3 separate regions of the Mus musculus genome follow, and regions 1 and 3 are each linked to region 2. The links are chromatin loops, found by intact Hi-C in ENCODE. Cell type or tissue: heart. All regions are shown on one strand.

Region 1 (4,000 bases), 310 kb before region 2:
GAGAATCTCTGACAAAAGAAGGCATGGAATGGTCGGGAATGGAAATGAAGTCAGTGACCAGAGCAGAGGAGTGCAAAGCAGAGGTATAAAAATAGGCACACTATGAATATGGGTGATTTTGTGGTGTGTGTTTGTGTGTGTGTGTGAGAGAGAGAGAGAGGCAGAGACAGAGAGAACTAGATATGCTAGGCATCCCTGAATGTAGACAGACCCATCTCTATTTTTTTCTAACAAGGTCTCATGTCTTGAACTCTCTATATATCCAAGGGTGACCTTGGTCTTCTGATCCTATATTCACATCGAGATTGCTGGATATCAAGTATGCACCACCAGGCCTAGTTTTTGTTGCACTGGCAATCAAACTTCTGCTAGGCAAACGCTCTATCAACTGAGGCTTCATCCCCAGCCCTGAACTTTGGTAATTGTTAAGGCATTGGGCCTTCAAGGGGAACAGTGATGTGCTCTGGTTTTTTTAGGTTTTTGGGGTTTTTTTGTTTGTTTGTTTGTTTGTTTTCCTATGGAAGATAAGTTTGAGACATGCAGGAGGGCTAATTTAGGAACATCTGTATGAAAGTCTTTGAATTTTTTTTAAAGATTTATTTATTGTTATTTGTAAGTACACTGTAGCTGTCTTCAGACACACCAAAAGAGGGCATCAGATCTCATTACACATGGTTGTAATGCTGGGATTTGAACTCAGGACCTTTGGAAGAATAGCCAGTGTTCTTAACCACTGAGCCGTCTCTCCAGCTCCTTAAAATTTTATATACATGGCTTTCTCTGCTTACAAATTGGAGTGTTGAGAGAATTGGCGCTAAGAATACGTAAAGACTTTTTTTCATTTTGAGACAAGGTCTCACTATATAGCCATGGCTAGCTGTGGATTCAATATGTAGACCAACCTAGTTCCAGACTAGCCTCCAACTCCAGAATATCCACATCCCTCTGCTCTCCAGGTGCTAGGATTAGGTTGTATATTACAGTGCCCAGTTTGTAAAGCCTTTTGAGTAAGGGAAACCGTTAGAACCAGTGAGATGGCTCAGCGGGTAAAGGCACTTGCTGCTGACCTGATGACCTGAGTTTGATCCCTGGGACCCACGTGGTGACTGGGGGAGAACCAACTCCTACAAGTTGATCTCTGACCTCTGTAGTGATAATTTTGGAGTTCTGGTTTCTTTTAAAAACATAGAAATATTATAAGAATATGTTATCATTTTAATCCCAGGTGGGGCTGCTTCGGACTGTTGCAGTAGCTGACTGTGATTTGCTTCATGCCCTAGCAGAGGCTTTGCCAGCAACTGCAGGTAGTTGCTGTGTTCATGTGACATTTGGAATTCTGGGGACTTGGACTTAGAGGGTAAATAAATGCTAGAGCCCCAAGAAGTGGGGTGGGTTGTTAGTTGTTGGGGGTTGTTGTTGATTGCTGGGGGTTGAGGTTTGTTAGGTAATCTTGTGCAGACAAGAAGAAAAAAAAATCAGATATCCTGACAACAAAGATCAAACTTGCCCCAAGGAACTCAGTGCCCCAATCAGCAGGAAGTATGCTAATGATAACCTTGCCTCCTTTCTGACTCCTGGCTTTCTTCAGGGATCTCTTTTCTTCCCTCTCTCTCCTTTCCTCTCTTTTATCTAGTGATAGGGGGTTGAAAAGGTAAAAGAAAGGGGATGAAGAAGGATGGGAGAGGAAAGAACCCACAAAGAAGCCAAATCCCACTAAAGACCTTCCCATACACTCCATGGCACGCTCGGTCCTTACCCGACCCTTCCACACGCCTGCACACACAAAAAATAAATAAAATGTAAAGAAACCCTCCTTTATAGGCACTTTGAAAGAATAAGAACATAGGAGACTGGAGAATGCTGTTAGTGCAGCAAGGACCCAGTTTTGATCACAACACCATAAAAAGTTTGTGAAGTAGCCATGTCTGGTGGTGCACGCCTTTAATCCCAGCACTCGAGAGGCAGAGGCAGGCAGATTTCTGAGTTCAAGGCCAGCCTGGTCTACAGAGTGAGTTCCAGGACAGCCAGGGATACACAGAGAAACCCTGTCTCAAAAAACAAAACAAAAAACAAAAAAAAAGTTTGTGAAGTAAGAGGGAGAAAAAAAGTGTAAGCGAGAGAGACCCTAGGAAAGCTCACCGTGCTCAGACACCGTTCAGTAGTGTCAGGGTGTATTCCAGGAGACCTCCATTACTGTACAAACTTCTCTTGTTTAGAGGATACCAGTTCACCATGTCGGCGGCCGCTGTGGACCCAGTTAGTGCGACACCCATGACGGGATCAAAGGAGATGAGTTTGGAGGAGCCGAAAAAGATGACCCGAGAGGACTGGAGGAAGAAGAAGGAGCTAGAAGAACAGAGGAAACTGGGCAATGCTCCTGCAGAAGTCGATGAAGAGGGAAAGTAAGTCTTCTGTTGCTGGTGTGTTTAAATCCACCCCCAGTTCATCGGGGGCCCACCCTTTGCTTTGGTAGGGGGTTGTCCTTTATTGTTCGCAGAATGTGTGTTCTTCTTTCTCATCTCCTCAGACTCATAAGTATGTAGTTTAGTAGACAAATGCTACTAAAGAGCTCATAGTGACTAGCAGTTGTCCTTTTTGACCTTTTTTCTGCCCCCAGCCTAAAGTGGCTACTTTCCCATGCTCTTATTTTGAATTTTTCAAATCTCTGAATTGTAATGCTTCTGTGATTGCTTTACTCAGTCGGCTGTGTGCACTAGTTTAACTTTCAGCTCCGATGGAGGGAGCTCGCTAACCCCTCCCTCCGTCTCCTTCCAGTTGTACCTAAGTCTCCGCATCTCTATTAGAAAGTTCCTCGGTGTAATATGACACCGTACATCTTTATTCTTAGTTCTTCAGTTAATGGAGATAGCAACCGTCTTCCCTCTCCATCCCACGGCAGGGTTTCTGTTCTTAGCCTCTGTGCTCACTACCTTTGTGGTTAAAATGCCATTTTCAAACTTCCTTTTTCACAATTTCACTTAAATTTTATTACAGAGATATCAACCCTCATATTCCTCAGTATATTTCTTCGGTTCCATGGTACATTGATCCATCAAAGAGACCCACTTTAAAGCATCAGAGACCACAGCCAGAGAAACAGAAGCAGTTCAGTTCATCTGGGGAGTGGTACAAGCGAGGCGTAAAGGAGGTATGTGGGTGGCAGCCTGTGTGCCCTTTTGCCGGTGGAGGTTTTTTTTTTTTATGAAGAACTTAAGAACTTTGAATGTGATGCTGTTTAAAGTAGGAAGGTATTGTGTGACCCTGGTGTTGAAATTCACAGTGTACACAGTGTTAGTTCCAGTCTTTTCTTATTTCTTCTTTTATATTATTAAAACCTTTAAACTTGGTCATCTCAGAACATGAAGGCTACCTGGTCTTCCTTTTTTTAAAGATTTACTTTATTATGTATACAGCATACAGTGTTCTGCCTGCATGTATTCCGACAGGCCAGAAAAGGGCCCCAGATCCCATTACAGATGGTTTTGAGCCACCATGTGGTTGCTGAGAATTGAACTCAGGACCTCTGAAACAGCAGACAGTGCTCTTAACCTCTGAGCCATCTCTCTAGCCCCTGGTCTTCCTTTTAACAAATAAAGTCTTTTAGTAGACAAGATAGTGAGAGCCAAAGTTACCTCTGATAAGAAGTTTGTTTTGTTCTTTTCTGTCCTTGAACAGAATTCTATAACTACCAAGTACCGCAAAGGTGCATGTGAGAATTGTGGAGCCATGACACACAAGAGGAAAGATTGCTTTGAGGTAAGTTTCCTCCAAGCCTGGTGGGAAAACGTCAGCTAGCCTTTTGTTTTCCCCTTGTTGGAAAACTTCTATTTCCTAAAGTTGTTTTAGAAAAATAAAAATGAATTTGCTTGAATTTAGTCTGGTATCATTACAGTTTCCTGTCCAAAGTCTGCCTGGTAACTAAAGACACTAAAAATGCCGTGGTGTGCCTGCGCCAACTCTGTAAACGTTGCAGGGAGTCTTCTGTGTGCTGCAAGTTCTT
Region 2 (4,000 bases):
CCTCTGCCTCCCAAGTGCTGGGATTAAAGGTGTGAGCCACTAGTGCCCGGCTGTATACAGTCTTAAATCCCTTCTGTCGGATATTAGCCCCGAAATTTAGAATACCCAAGATATAAGATACAATTTGCTAAACGCATGAAACTCAAGAAGAACGAAGACCAAAGTGTGGACACTTTGCCCCTTCTTAGAATTGGGAACAAAACACCCATGGAAGGAGTTACAGAGACAAAGTTTGGAACTGAGACGAAAAGATGGACCATCTAGAAACTGCCATATCCGGGGATCCATCTCATAATCAGCTTCCAAACGCTGACACCATTGCATACACTAGCAAGATTTTGCTGAAAGGACCCAGATATGGCTCTCTTGTGAGACTATGCCAGGGCCTGGCAAACACAGAAGTGGATGCTCACAGTCAGCTATTGGATGGATCACAGGGCCCCCAATGGAGGAGCTAGAGAAAGTACTCAAGGAGCTGAAGGGATCTGCAATCCTATAGGTGGTACAACAATATGAACTAACCAGTACCCTGGAGCTCTTGTCTCCAGCTGCATATGAATCAGAAGATGGCCTAGGCGGCCATCAGTGGAAAGAGAGCCCCATTGGTCGTGCAAACTTTATATGCCTCAGTACAGGGGAACGCCAGGGCTAAGAAGTGGGAGTGGGTGGGTAGGGGAGTGGGTGGGGGAGCGTGTGGAGGACTTTTGGGATAGCATTGGAAATAAATGAAATAAATACCCAATAAAAAAAATATGGAAAAAAAAAACCCTTCTGTCTTTCACACCTAAACAAACTTCTACATATAACCCCGCCAAACACAGCTTGACTTTCTTTGACTGGGGAGTCATTATTTTTATTTATTTGTTTTATAAGTATTATTGGTTTTTTTGTTTTGTTTTGTTTTCTAGACAGGGTTTCTCTGTGTAGCCCTGGCTATCCTGGAACTCACTTTGTAGACCAGGCTGGCCTCGAACTCAGAAATCTGCCTGCCTCTGCCTCCTGAGTGCTGAGATTAAAGGAGTGCACCACCATGCCCGGCTTGTTTTTTTTTGTTTGTTTGTTTTTGTTTTTTGAGACAGGGTTTCTCTGTGTGACCCTGGCTGTTCTGGAACTTGTTTTGTTCATCAGGCTGGCCTTGATCTCAGAGATCCACCCTCCTCTGTCTCCCCATTGCTGGATTAAAGGAGTATGGATCATGCCTGTCCAAGGAAGTCATTTTAAAAACAGGATATCACCAATTGTGGTGGCCCATTCCTGCAGTCTCATCATTGGGGAGATGTAGTTAGAAAGATCAGAAGTTCAAGGCCATCCTTGGTTACACAGCAAATGTGAGGCTAGCCTGGGCTATGAGACCCTGTATTAGGCCCCTCCCCAGCCCCAAACTAGAGTATAATAAACTCACACTCAATGCCAATTATCATTTTAACTGATAGTCTTGCTGATCAAATATGGTATCAGACTTATACCAAGACTAACATCCCCACTTCCCACTGGTGTTGGAGACCGAATCTCAGACTTTGTGGTACATGTAAGCCATTTAAACAACTGAACCACACCCTCGATCCATACCCTAAATGAAAAGACTGATTTTAATGTGACTTTTCCACGTCCGGCAGCTTGCTGGATGGCACAAATTAGACAGAATCCAAAACAGCTGCAGGGGAAAAAAAAAGAAAGAAAGAAAGAAAGAAAGAAAGAAAGAGTTCTAATCTTTGTTCAGAATAAATGACCAAGTTGTCAACAGGAAACAATGAAGTCCGAATGGGACACTATCGCCACCGGGAGCCGAAGAATAAGTTTCTTATGGAGCCCAAGATGGCATCTGTGCCCAAATCGTGCTTATCATCGTAAGCAAATGCAAGCGGTATAGCTTAGGTAGCTAATTCTGGAAGGGGAGCCTTTGCGCAGATGTTTTCACAGGCATCCTCCAGGGACTCAGAACTCAGCCTTGGAAGAGCCGGTTCTCAACTCTCGCTGCGCAACCCTGCTGCCCAGATCCTGACAATATTGGTCTGCAGTCAGGTCAGAGCATCTCTGTTTTTTTAAAGTGACTCTGATGATTTTACGTTCATCCTATTAACCACTGCTGCTCTAGAAGCTGAGTCAGAACCTCTGCGGTGCCTGCCACCCCTCTGGTCGCAGCAAAACCACGCCAATGACCCAGTGTCGCGTTAAAGTCCGAATTCGTCCTAGCCTGTTAAAAGGAAAAGTTAAAAGGGAGGGTCAGGACTCGCAGGCTTCGCTTTTACTCGAGTGTCGCGTCCCTCCCGGCTATGAGTCAAGGTTAGAAAAGCCCCTCCCCGCGCGACCCCGCGCCTGTCCCAGGCCACAGTCCTCACCGAACGCCGCGAGACCCACGATGGGCTTCACAACCTCCCAGCTCCTCTCTCCACCGCTCCTGCCTCCGAGTCCTTCTACTTCCTCCTGAGTCAGGTGCACTTCCGGCCGCGCTGGCCAATGGCGCCATTGCTGGCAAAGCATTCTGGGAAATGTAGTGGCCAACTCGAAGAGAGTGAGCGGAAGTAGCTGTGTGACGTCACTGTACGGCTCAGTACTATGAGCCTCAGCTGTCATCTTGAGTTATGTCAAATCCTGCCAATTAGCACAAAGTAATTTTTCAAACGCGACTACTTGTGGCTTTAAAAACGTCTTTATTCTGGCGTCCCTCATGTTAGGAATGTGCATAAGAACCCGAAAACATCCTTCGTCCCTAAATAAACATTTCTTTCCAGTAGTTTCCAAAGTGCCTTTCAAGAGCTCTGTTAGGAGAGTAACAGTTTTCAAAACAGTAAATATTACACACTTTTTCCACTCATTTTCTCATGACTGTACAGCGCTTTCCAGAGGTTGTCTTCTGATATAGTGCAACAGAAGGAATACAAAAAGGGGTGAATTATTCTAGCTGTTAGGCAAGTCCGTCTATTTGTGAGCTAGACCTCCAGGCCTTCACCTGTCCTGTATTAAATCAGAGATTTGCAAAAAATTGAAACAATGCCATTCTTCTTGTGACAGGATAGCAAAGATGGAGAAAATTAAAAAGACATCGGAAAGGAAAGTAGCCTTTCATCAAGACTGGTTAAGTCTCTCCTAGGCTCAGTCATGAATTCCCACAAGGGGCTAGGAAGCATGACTTAGCAATTGAGAGCAATGACTGCACTTTCAGAGGACCAGGGTTCAATCCCCAGTACTCACATAGCAGCTTACCACAACTTTAACTCCAGTTCCAGGGCATTTAAGATCCTCTTCTGAACTTCATGGCCACCAGGCACACACATGGTAAACAGGCATACATGTAAACAAACACTCATGCACACCAGAAGAGTTAATTAGATAACAGTAAAGTTAAAAAAATTCCATAGAGTTATACAAAATTTCATAGACAGAAATACTGTTCCTTTGATTTATTTGTTTTTAAATGTAGATACTTTAAGAATTAACACAGAAGCTAGGCAGTGGTGTCACTTGCCTTTAATCCCAGCACATGGGAGGCAGAGGCAGGCAGATTTCTGAGTTGAGGCCAGCCTTGTCTAAAGAGTGAGTTCGAGGACAGCCGGAGCTATACAGAATTATTAAAAAAAAAAAAGATTTAACACTGAAATGAAACATAAGACATACCCATACCGCTGGGCTGTGGTGGCGCACGCCTTTAATCCCAGCACTTGGGAGGCAGAGGCAGGGGGATTTCTGAGTTCGAGGCCAGACTGGTCTACAAAGTGAGTTCCAGGACAGCCAGGGCTAAACAGAGAAACCCTGTCTCGAAAAACAAAACAAAACAAGACATACTCATACCCAGTGAAGCATGAGCCATATTTCTGACTCGTAATTTTCTGACAAATAAGGTTGTGAGATTGTGAGGGGCTAGGGAGATGAGAGATGACTTAGTGTGACAATAAGGCACTTGCCAGCAAGCTTGCTGACCAGAGTCTGATCTCCAGGAACATGTGGTAGAAGGAGAGAACTAGCCCCTGAATGTTGTCTTCTCATCCACACCTATATGTCA
Region 3 (4,000 bases), 220 kb before region 2:
ATACATGATTGCATATATATCACATTTGTTTAATCTCAGGTATTTTTTAAATTTTTATGAGGGCTCATAAATGCTAAAACTTCTTTTCAGTACAAGTTCATCAAAGCTAAAAAAAAAAACATAGAAAAACAAAACAAAACAAAACAAAAAACCCTCAGCCTAGACAGGGTTCAAACTTCTGTGTAACTCAGGCTGCCCTTGAACTCCTAACCCTTAAGCTACAGACAGCCTTCTGAGTGCTAATGTCGCAGGTATGCAGTACTATAGTAGCCTTTCAAAACTAAATTGTATTTTTAACCCGTAAAATTTTACTTGCGGCTTGATGATGGTGGCACACACCTTTAGTCCCAGCTCACAGGACTCTGTAGTCCTACAAGACCTCCCTCAGATCGCCAAGTTCAAGGCCAGCCTGGTCTACAGAGCAAGTCCCAGGACAGCTGGGGCTACACAGAAAAACCATGTCTCAAACCACAACAAATATCTATCTTGTAGAAAACTAGGCAGAAACTAAAGTCTTTTTCGTGTAATTATTTATTGACTGGTGACTTTCTAACGGGCCTAGTGGTAATCCTCTTTCGTGTCCTTTCTCATTTAATCATAATGTATCCCCAGCAGATTATTGTAGTTTGTATCCCTCTATTACCTAAAGCCAAGCTCTAAGTGGTTAAGACACTGGGTGAACAAAAACACCCAGGTAGTTGGTGGACTTGATTTTAAGTTAGTGGGATCACCAAAGGGCTCACAAAAATCAGCACAGCAGGATGTTATGCCATTATACTGCAGGCTCCAGAAAATGCCTTTCTGAAAACAAGTAAATTAAAAGGGCTTTCTATCCCGCAACCTGCCACAAGGACTGTTTCCCTGCAATGCTCAGCATGGATGCACGCTTAAGAGTACAATAAGATACTCACTGAGCCCTCTTTATAAAGAGGAACTCGTGCGTATCCAAGGGTGTCTTCTCTGGGGCTCCTGTGGGAATTGTTTGAAAATCTACCTCCCCATCGCAGGGCAGGCTGAAAAAGAAAGAAAGACAGGTGGAAGCGTCTGCAGGTTGGCAGGAGCAGCGCATGCGGAAGTCAGAACTTTCTGGGGGCGTCCTGGCCGCTGGATCCACGCGCGGCACACGCAGGTGGCGCCGCGTCCCCCGCGCTCCAGGATCAAGGGGGCAGGGTCACTGGGGATCGCCCCCAGAGTCCCAGGGAAGGTGAAGCCTAGCTTTCTGCCCGGGCGAGGGAGGAGGGTGGGCAGGAAGCGCAGCTCAGCGCCGGGGAAAGAAAGACTGCCATTCCCAGCCCCCCGCCCCGCGGGGCGCGGGGTGCTGGCGGCGCATGCGCGAGGCCCGGCCCCCAATTCCCCGAGCGAGGGAGGGAGGCCCCCGGCGGCCCGAACTGCGAGCCGCGGCGGGACCGAGCGCACGCAGGGGCGCGCCGGTGGCCGGGCGGGACGGGCTGCAGAGGCAGCGGTCGCGAGCACGCGAGGCCAGGGACCGGGCGGCCATCGGAGGGCACTACGTACCCGGTGCGGGAAGGGACCCACCACCCGCGGCCCCCCACGCCGGGACAGCGATGCGTGAGTCTGGCCCCGGCTCGAGGGCAGGATGTGCGAGCAGGACAAAGGCTAGGCGGCGGGGGAGGAGTTGGGGACTCTGAGCCAGTGACCCAGCCAGCCCTGGGAGAGCTACTACAGCCCGCAACTTTGCAACTTTTGCAGAGGGGCACATTGGATATTCTGCAAGTTGTTGCACACAGTTCCAGATAGCCCCAGGTTGGGCGGGCGGAGGGAGGGGAGCGGGGACACTGCTGGCTCTTCAGGACAGCGGGCGACAGCCAGCTCCACGGTGCAGGGCAGGAGGGGGCGCCCGTCCCGGACTGGGACAGGGACCGAGGAGGATCAGGGTCACTGAGGGCAGGGTGAAGGAAGAGTCTCCGATCGCTGAAGCTCCTGGTGTCCTCGCAGGGTGCGCCCCGAGATCCCGGTAGCTTCATAACTGCGGCGGTGATGGATGAGCCGTGGTGGGAAGGGCGCGTCGCCTCGGACGTACACTGCACTCTGCGCGAGAAGGTCAGTTCCTCCCCGCCCTTGTCACTCGCAAGGACTGGGTATTTAAAGTCACTTTCGGTCTCCTGTGGGTGTCTTCAGGATGCCCCGCATGGGAACTCAGCACTCTTGGTGCCCTTTTATTTGTGCGCCTGCTCTTTTACCTTCATGGGGAGTGTGGTCTTCTTCCAGGCAAAGGACCTGGAGATCCAAGAACTTGAAGTCGGTTTTTCACCAGCCACCTAAATGAAGAATAGTTCGTATCCCATTGGATTTCCTCCCGAGGTTACTTTACATGGTACAAGAATGGATTAAAAAAAAAATACTGTGTATCCATTACAGTGTGTAATTCAAAGACACATAATACCACCTACTATACATAATGCTGATTTTCCCTATCATTGTAATGATGTTGTAGCAATTTCTTTTAAAATATAATTACTAGACTAGTGCATAGCTCAGTGGTAAAGCAGATGCCTAAATAAATCTATGCAAACGTAGTAAAGTTACAGTTCGGTGTAAAGAAATATTAGGTAGATGGTGGGAATTCATTGTTAAGGCAGGAACTGAATGAAATTTAAAAGTCTGGCCTGGGGGCAGTCCTAGCACTGTGGAGACAGCAGAAGGATCTCCACAAGTTCAAGGTCAACTGAAGCGTCAGGAGGAGCTCCAGGAAGCACAGGGCTACACAGTGGGACACTTTGTCTCAAAACGAGAGAAAGAAAAGACACACTAGCCTTAACCGAAAGAGGTTGCAGACTAGAAAGCTAAGGGAGAAAACACAAACTCCCCTGCCAGTTGGCCTCCTGTGGTAGAAGGTGGGCTGGCTGAAACTTGATCCCCCTCTCAGTTCACCTCCTGTTGCTGAGGCTGCTGTTGGCCACTGGGAAACTGGGAAAACCCAGAGGACTGAATGAAGGCTTTGCCTCTTTCTTCCTGTACCTGGGCTGGGAAGGATTGTTTGGAGACTTGGTGTGAATGGAAGCAGAGCTACTGTAACAAAGTACTAGAGGCTGGTGGGCATCCGATTTCAGGATGTTGGAAGGATACAGAAGATCCGTTTGCTTTTGAGACAGGGTCTTGTTATGGAGCCCAGGCTAGCTGTATAGGTACTGTATAGTCCAAGCAGTCCTTAAATTCATGGTTCAATTGCCTCAGCTCTCTGAATGCTCTTAACTTACTGCCTCTGTGTCATCTCCTGTCTGAGAGTCTGTGTCTGTTTCCTCGTAGGAGCCCACCCTACCCGAGTAGGGTGTAACTGTACTTTAACTGGTACATCTGAAAGGATATGACTTTCAAGTAAGGTCACATTCTCAGGTTCTAGACGGACATGAATTTAGGGGAGAGGTAGTCTCGACTGGTTTGTCAGGCCAGTGTAGGTCAGAAGTTGTCTTATTGGGGCCCGTAGATCTCTGTAGAACTGGGCTCCCACTTTCAGCAAAACATACTCAGTGTCTGTGGCAGACCTGTTATAGAGTCTCCAGATTCAGGTGAGGTGAGAGAGGGGGACTTGACTCATTAGGGAGTGAATCTCTTCTAGTCACACAAATGCTTTATTTTATTTATTTATTTTTTCCTCTTTTCCTCTACCTGCTGACATGTCTCTGGCATTGCTTTCCCGTGTTCCTTTGCTCTGTCCAGAACAGAATGTTCCAGTCTGGGGATCTGGAGACAAAATTGGGTCCTGGTAGTTCTTTGCAAAAGCAGGGCATGGGAGTTTAACTAAGCTCTCAGAGGCCTGAGGGTCAGAAGTGCCAGGCCAGAAGGCAGAGACAGAGGCTGTACGGTAGTACGTGAAACAGTGTATTCTTAGCCCTTTCTAGAAGTATTGGCTGAACGCAGGTAATGAGGGCCACTGGAGAGCATGCTTCCCTGATTTAAGGTAGCTAAGTGGTTGTCATTTCTGCATGTACCTTAGGGCATGAAGGGAGGAAGAGGCTTTGTGGAAACAATGTAACTCCAG

Evidence for each region. Peaks named below come from ENCODE experiments on the same cell type or tissue, not always from the same donor. Only the 100,000 strongest peaks of a DNase experiment are listed, where the experiment ranks them.
Region 1: a loop joins it to region 2, with 5 times the contacts of the local background. A loop is called at or near these places in 5 of 42 quality-filtered maps.
Region 3: it touches region 2 in a loop (2.0-fold over the local background); 2 of 42 quality-filtered maps call a loop at or near these places.

What each region holds. Positions count from the first base shown.
Region 1 is chr11:43,435,129-43,439,128 of GRCm38, forward strand. Slu7 (SLU7 splicing factor homolog (S. cerevisiae)) reads left to right here. Exons shown (of 16, transcript NM_198936.1): 2 at 2,217-2,402; 3 at 2,995-3,148; 4 at 3,676-3,756. The coding sequence starts at 2,233. Among named protein-coding and RNA genes, the nearest start is that of Slu7, 3.4 kb to the left of the region's middle. In heart, no CTCF peak of the experiment used is centred here; no DNase peak of the experiment used is centred here.
Region 2 is chr11:43,745,583-43,749,582 of GRCm38, forward strand. Ttc1 (tetratricopeptide repeat domain 1) reads right to left here and starts at 2,426. Exons shown (of 8, transcript NM_133795.2): 1 at 2,340-2,426. In heart, no CTCF peak of the experiment used is centred here; a DNase peak (open chromatin) is centred at 2,469; H3K4me3 peaks cover 1,568 bases; H3K27ac peaks cover 1,246 bases.
Region 3 is chr11:43,527,399-43,531,398 of GRCm38, forward strand. Ccnjl (cyclin J-like) reads left to right here and starts at 1,351. Exons shown (of 6, transcript NM_001045530.2): 1 at 1,351-1,569; 2 at 1,957-2,061. The coding sequence starts at 1,999. In heart, CTCF peaks have their summits at 863 and 1,853 (motif pointing right); DNase peaks (open chromatin) are centred at 1,313 and 1,603; H3K4me3 peaks cover 2,855 bases; H3K27ac peaks cover 3,256 bases.